Linked DNA regions of Homo sapiens: region 1 is linked to region 2. A link is an interaction called in ENCODE POLR2A ChIA-PET data of the cell type or tissue named here. Cell type or tissue: IMR-90. All regions are shown on one strand. Links, peaks and the distances in the headings refer to the core of each region. The heading gives the core; the rest is flanking DNA.

Region 1 (2,913 bases), core at 313-2,812, 90 kb after region 2:
AACCAAGGATGGTGCACATCCATTAGGCTGTGGGTGGCAGCAGGTGTGCTGTGCCCTGTGTGGCTCTGCCCTCAGTGGCAGGACATGAGGATAAACAAGTAAAACAAAAAGCCCCCTAAACCTCCTCTATGTGTGTAAAACCACACCTTCACTAAGCCGAGCAATTAGATTTTTATTTATTTATTTTGAGACGGAGTCTGGCTCTGTCACCCAGGCTGAAGTGCAATGGTGCAGTCTTGGCTCACTGCAACCTCTGCCTCCCAGGCTCAAGCGATTCTCCTGCCTCAGCTTCCTAAGTAGCTGGGATTACAGGCACACACCACCATGCCCAGCTAATGTTTGTATTTTTTTTAGTAGAGACGAGGTTTCACCACGTTGTCCAGGCTGGTCTGGAACTCCTGAACTCAGGCAATCCCCCGCCTTGGCCTCCCAAAGTGCTGGGATTACAGGCGTGAGCCACGGTGTACAGCCTAGATTTTTTTTTTTTTAAAGTAAAATTACGGCCTGGTGCAGTGGCCTGTACCTATAATCCCAGCATTTTCGGAGGCAGAAGGAGGTGGATTGCTTGAGCCTAGGAGGTTGAGGCTGCAGTGAGCTGTGATCATGCCACTACATTCGAGCCTGGGCAACAGAGTGAGACCTTGTCTCAATAAATAAATAAATAAAATTAAAATTAAAATCATTCAAGACAATCACTTTTGTCTGGGGCATACTTCCAAGTTGCCTTGGGGAGTGTTCCCGAGAAACTGGAGTTTTTAAATGGACAATTTAATATCATCTATGGTAAGATGTGCCTGATTTTTTTTAAGAACAAAAGTGATTTCAAACAAATATTTAAAATGTACTATGATTTTTCCACCAGCCTGGCCAACATGGTGAAACCCTGTCTTTACTAAAAGTACAAAAATTAACTGGGTGTGGTGGCGCGCTCCTGTAGTCCCAGCTACTCGGGAGGCTGAGGCATGAGAATGGCTTGAACCTGGGAGGCGGAGGTTGCAGTAAGCCGAGATCACGCCACTGCACTCCAGCCTGGGAGACAGATGGATACTGCGTCTCCAAAAAAATATGTATATGTATATATTTTTTTCCAGTCTATAGCAGACTGTTAGATCATAATTCAGCTAGGATGGGATTGGTTTAGTTAATTAACAATATCTGAAAACCCCTCATAGAATGAATGGCAAGTCCCCTATGGAGATAAATAAGGTGGTTGTGGCCCGTAAGTCAAATGATGCTTTCCTAGGGGAAGTTCCATAGTTCTCTGGCTCCCTTCCGTGTGTCTGTGCGAGCAGCTGTGTCTCAGCACTGTCAGTATCACATCTGCCTTGGAGCTGGAACCATCTGTGGTCTACCCTTGTGTTTTATCAAGGTACCCTGTTTGCTTCTACTTACATGAGTCATCTGGAGACACTGGGATGACTGGGTCAGCAGTTAGTTGGAGGAAGGATTATCACAGTTTCTCAAAAGCAGCTTGGCTTTCGGCTTGTATCTCAGTTCCCCAAACCCTGGCCCTAGACAGGACTTTCTCTCCCATGTCAGGCTCCACAAGGTATGGAGAACTCTCCTCTTGGAAGAGCAACACCTGCTTGCTTTGCCGGCTTTCCCAGGCCAATCCTGGTGGAATCTACAAGGACTGCCCCAGACCTGGGATTTGAAGGAGTGAGCGGCAGGCTCCGCCCATGTCTCTCCTTGCAAGTCTCACCTTTCTGGCCAGGCACTCCCTGAAAACAGTCTTTACGAAAAATCCTGGCTTTTCTTGAAGCCTGAGGGCTCGTTCCCTGAAGGTTTCCGGGAATCTCCTAGACTTTTATGAAAACAAAGTTTCTCATTGTTTACATGGTAAGTGTTTAATAAGTGGTTACAGAATGAAGACAATGGGCTAATTATCATGTGATAAGTTCTTATCAATAAACAAAAACAACAACAAAAGCAGAACTCAGGTTCCATATTACTTTTGACTCTGACTAAATTATGGTTTAAGATTCATTACCTTGTTTGTCTCCCAAACATAAAGAACTGTAGTTTTGCTACTAAGTGGAAAACTCAAAAACAAAATAAAGCTCTAATGGTGGAAAAGTGTAGGTTAATTTTGATATTTAAATTTTTAATTTTAAAAAATACTTTTTTAGAGATGGGGTCTTGCTGTGTTTCCCAGGCTGGTCTCAAACTCCTGGCCTTAAGTGATCCTCCTGCCTCAGCCTCAGCTTCCTGAGTAGCTGGGGCTACAGGCACAAGCCACCATGCCTAGCCCAATTTTGATATTTTGTAATATCTCAATGTTGTTAGAAACTGACAATGTTTCCCAAAAAGTGATGGATACATCAAGGTAATCCATGGAGGCATGGTTTTAATTTTAATGGCCATTACTTATTTTAATGGTTATATGTATTCAGTGTGTTTCCTAATTATGGTAAAGATACTGAATTTGCTTTTTTTTTTTTTTTTTAAGACAGTCTGACACCCAGGCTGGAGTGCAGTGGTACGATCTCGGCTCACTGCAACCTCCACCTCCTGGGTTCGAGCAATTCTCCCGCCTCAGCCTCCTGAGTAGCTGGGACTTTAGGCGTGCGCCACCACGTCCAGCTAATTTTTGTATTTTTAGTAGAGACAGAGTTTTGCTATGTTGGCCAGGCTGGTCTCGAACTCCTGACATCAGGTGATCCACCCACCTCGGCCTCCCAAAGTGCTGGGATTATAGGTGTGAGCCACCGCACCCAGCTGAATTTGCTTTTCCCTTTTTTTTTTTTTTTTTTTTGAGATAGAATCTTGCTCTGTCACCCAGGGCTGGAGTGCAGTGGTGACACAATCTCGGCTTACTGCAACCTCTGTCTCCCAGGTTCAGACAATTCTTGTGCCTCAACCTCCCGAGCAGCTAGGCAAGCGCCACCATGCCAGACTAATATGTGCATTTTT
Region 2 (2,854 bases), core at 338-2,837:
TAGGCCATGTTGACTTTGCAAGATTCTTCCTCAGCAGAGAACAGCCTCTAGGGCAGTGCAATAACTGCACAGATTAAATCCACTACAGTATCACAGTGGTCTGGTTATTTTATTTTCCAGGGAACTTCCATAGGCAAATGTCCAAAGAACAAATTATTTAAAGTTTACATAGAATTGGAGCTACAGCTTCGAGAATTTGACAGATGCCGGAAGCTTTATGAAAAGTTCCTGGAATTTGGACCTGAAAATTGTACCTCATGGATTAAATTCGCTGAATTAGAGACAATCCTTGGTGATATTGACAGAGCACGGGCAATCTATGAATTAGCCATCAGTCAGCCACGTTTAGACATGCCAGAGGTGAGCATCTCAAGTCAAATATAATTTTGTTTGAGATACGTGTTTAGTCTTACTTTAGATGACCATCTAAATGTGGGTGTATTTTAGAGTATAACGATGATCTAACTAACTTAGTCTCTTCTACTCAGATTAGGCTTGTACGTGGAAAGGTGGCTGTGGGGGACAGGGGAAGTAGCCCTCTCATTAGATACCAGAGCAGTAGACATCCAGGATGATGCCCAGGATGAACTGGGATATCATGGGGGTGGGTGACGCCCCTTCTGCAGCAGGAAAGCCTAAAGGGGCTGGGGAAGAGGCCAGGCAAGGAAGAAGCCAGCAGGCTGGCCCACCCGGAGAACGAGGGGGATGGAGGTAGGAACTGCACATCCCTGTATTCTCTAAACCAGGATGTCCTTGCAACTTCTGTTGTCACTGTCCTGAAAGTCCTCGCCTGCCTTCAGTAGTTAAGCTTGACCCACAAGGTAGCACCAAACCACAGCTAGGAAAGATTTGAATCTCACATGAGTCGTAGAACTCACCCAGCCGTTTTGTTAATCTCATGCACTAACATGACCCTGCATTTAATGGTTTGGCCCCCTGATTGCATTAATTAAGGCAGGGCTTTGGGTATCACTGAGTTCATCAGTTGTCCTCGGCTCCTCCACCAGACTGCCAGCTTTCAGGTGTCCATGCCACGGTTTATTCATCCTTATTCCCTGCCAGGCTGCACCGAGCCAGTGCGCACCTGTTCAGTGAATGCTTGTTGCACTGAACTCTCATAATAACAAGGAATGTACAGTAGAGGTAAGAACATGCATACTGGCTAACCTGGGCCTGTTTTCTCTCTGGACGCTCAATTGCGTGTGGCTAGAATATGGAGTACCTGGGAGATGCTTGGCAAGTTTCTCAGCTCTTGATAAGTCAAGCATTTGAAAAACTTCCAAAGAGAATCTCTAAGACTGAATCCAAGGCCCTTTTTCTGTAATCTGGAATTCTAGCCAAGTTTTGGCCAGCTTATAGATACCAATGTTATTTATCTTATCCACATGTGTTCTTTAGTTGTTCAGTAAAAATCCTATGTTCCTAGATGTAGGTTAGAGTGATACTTCAGCTGTGCTTTGGATGGGGGCATGCTGCTTTGTAAATGTCAAGACTGACCCATTTACTTTTCTTCCTTAGGTGCTTTGGAAATCATATATTGATTTTGAAATTGAGCAGGAAGAAACAGAAAGAACACGAAACCTTTACCGGCGGTTGCTTCAACGGACGCAGCATGTCAAGGTATCCTTGCTTTGTAGATGATCTTTCATTTTGCTTGAATCAGCAGTCCAGAAGAAAATGATATATTTCTGTATTTTAAGTGTTTGGGTTTTTGTTTTTTTTTTTTTTTTAATGACTTCCTTGCTTTTCAAGAGAAACGTGAGTCTCAGAGGACTTTGGAATGTTTGGAATGTTAAGTTTATACCAGGTCATTGTTTATGCTGCATGTGAGTAGCTTGGGTATCACAAGATTGAAAAAAAGTTAAACTATTTTTTTTTTTTTTGAGACGGAGTCTTGCTGTGTCTCTAGGCTGGAGTGCAGTGGCGTTATCTCGGCTCACTGCAACCTCCGCCTCCCAGGTTCAAGCAATTCTCCTGCCTCAGCCTCCAGAGTAGCTGGGACTAGAGACGCGCACCATAATGCCCAGGCTAATTTTTCTATTTTTAATAGAGACAGGGTTTCACCTGTTGGCCAGGATGGTCTCGATCTCTTGACCTCGTGATCTGCCCACCTCAGCCTCCCGAAGTGCTGGGATTACAGGCGTGAGCCACTGCACCCAGCCAAGTTAAACTCTTTTCAAGAGTTTAAGACTATGTCAGACATTTAATTGTAGAATGTAGAATCAAATATTTTCAGTGTTTATATTGAAGCATATATTCATTGTTTTCATCTGTGAAACATTAGTGATGCACACATTACTTTCCGATGTCATTAACTGGGAATTCGCTTTATTATTACTACATTATTATCTTCTGAGTGATATGGTTAATTTGGTTCAATAATAACTTTTTTTAAAGGTATGGATCAGCTTTGCTCAGTTTGAGTTGTCTTCAGGAAAAGAAGGAAGTTTGACTAAATGCAGACAAATTTATGAAGAAGCTAACAAAACCATGCGAAACTGTGAAGAAAAGGAAGAGAGACTTATGCTGCTGGAATCTTGGCGAAGTTTTGAAGAAGAATTTGGAACAGCTTCAGATAAGGAGAGAGTAGACAAACTCATGCCAGAGAAAGTCAAGAAGAGAAGAAAGGTCCAGACTGATGATGGGGTAAGAACTCTGCCCTGGGACTGTTCATCTCACGTCACATGAGTAGAAACACTTCTGACGTCGAAATGTGGACTTTTAAGTGGCATATGTACAATCTTAGAATGGAAGCAGACCACCTGGAGTAGGAGATGGTTGCAATCTGGCTGTTATGGAAACACGGGGTAGAACATATGGTCCAGTCAGAGGTGGAGAACGGGAAGGGGTTGGC

The links. ChIA-PET counts read pairs that join two places held together with the same protein. Peaks named below come from ENCODE experiments on the same cell type or tissue, not always from the same donor. Only the 100,000 strongest peaks of a DNase experiment are listed, where the experiment ranks them.
Region 1: POLR2A ChIA-PET joins it to region 2 with 6 read pairs; 2 of 35 experiments call an interaction of 5 or more read pairs at or near these places.

What each region holds. Positions count from the first base shown.
Region 1 is chr20:19,946,556-19,949,468 of GRCh38, reverse strand. All of the region lies in intron 4 of RIN2 (Ras and Rab interactor 2), which reads right to left. Among named protein-coding and RNA genes, the nearest start is that of NAA20, 69 kb to the left of the region's middle. In IMR-90, for the core only: no CTCF peak of the experiment used is centred there; a DNase peak (open chromatin) is centred at 1,348; H3K27ac peaks cover 297 bases.
Region 2 is chr20:20,037,115-20,039,968 of GRCh38, reverse strand. It overlaps CRNKL1 (crooked neck pre-mRNA splicing factor 1), which reads left to right. Exons shown (of 14, transcript NM_001278628.2): 11 at 121-360; 12 at 1,519-1,620; 13 at 2,398-2,646. Among named protein-coding and RNA genes, the nearest start is that of CRNKL1, 14 kb to the left of the region's middle. In IMR-90, for the core only: no CTCF peak of the experiment used is centred there; a DNase peak (open chromatin) is centred at 1,788; H3K27ac peaks cover 475 bases.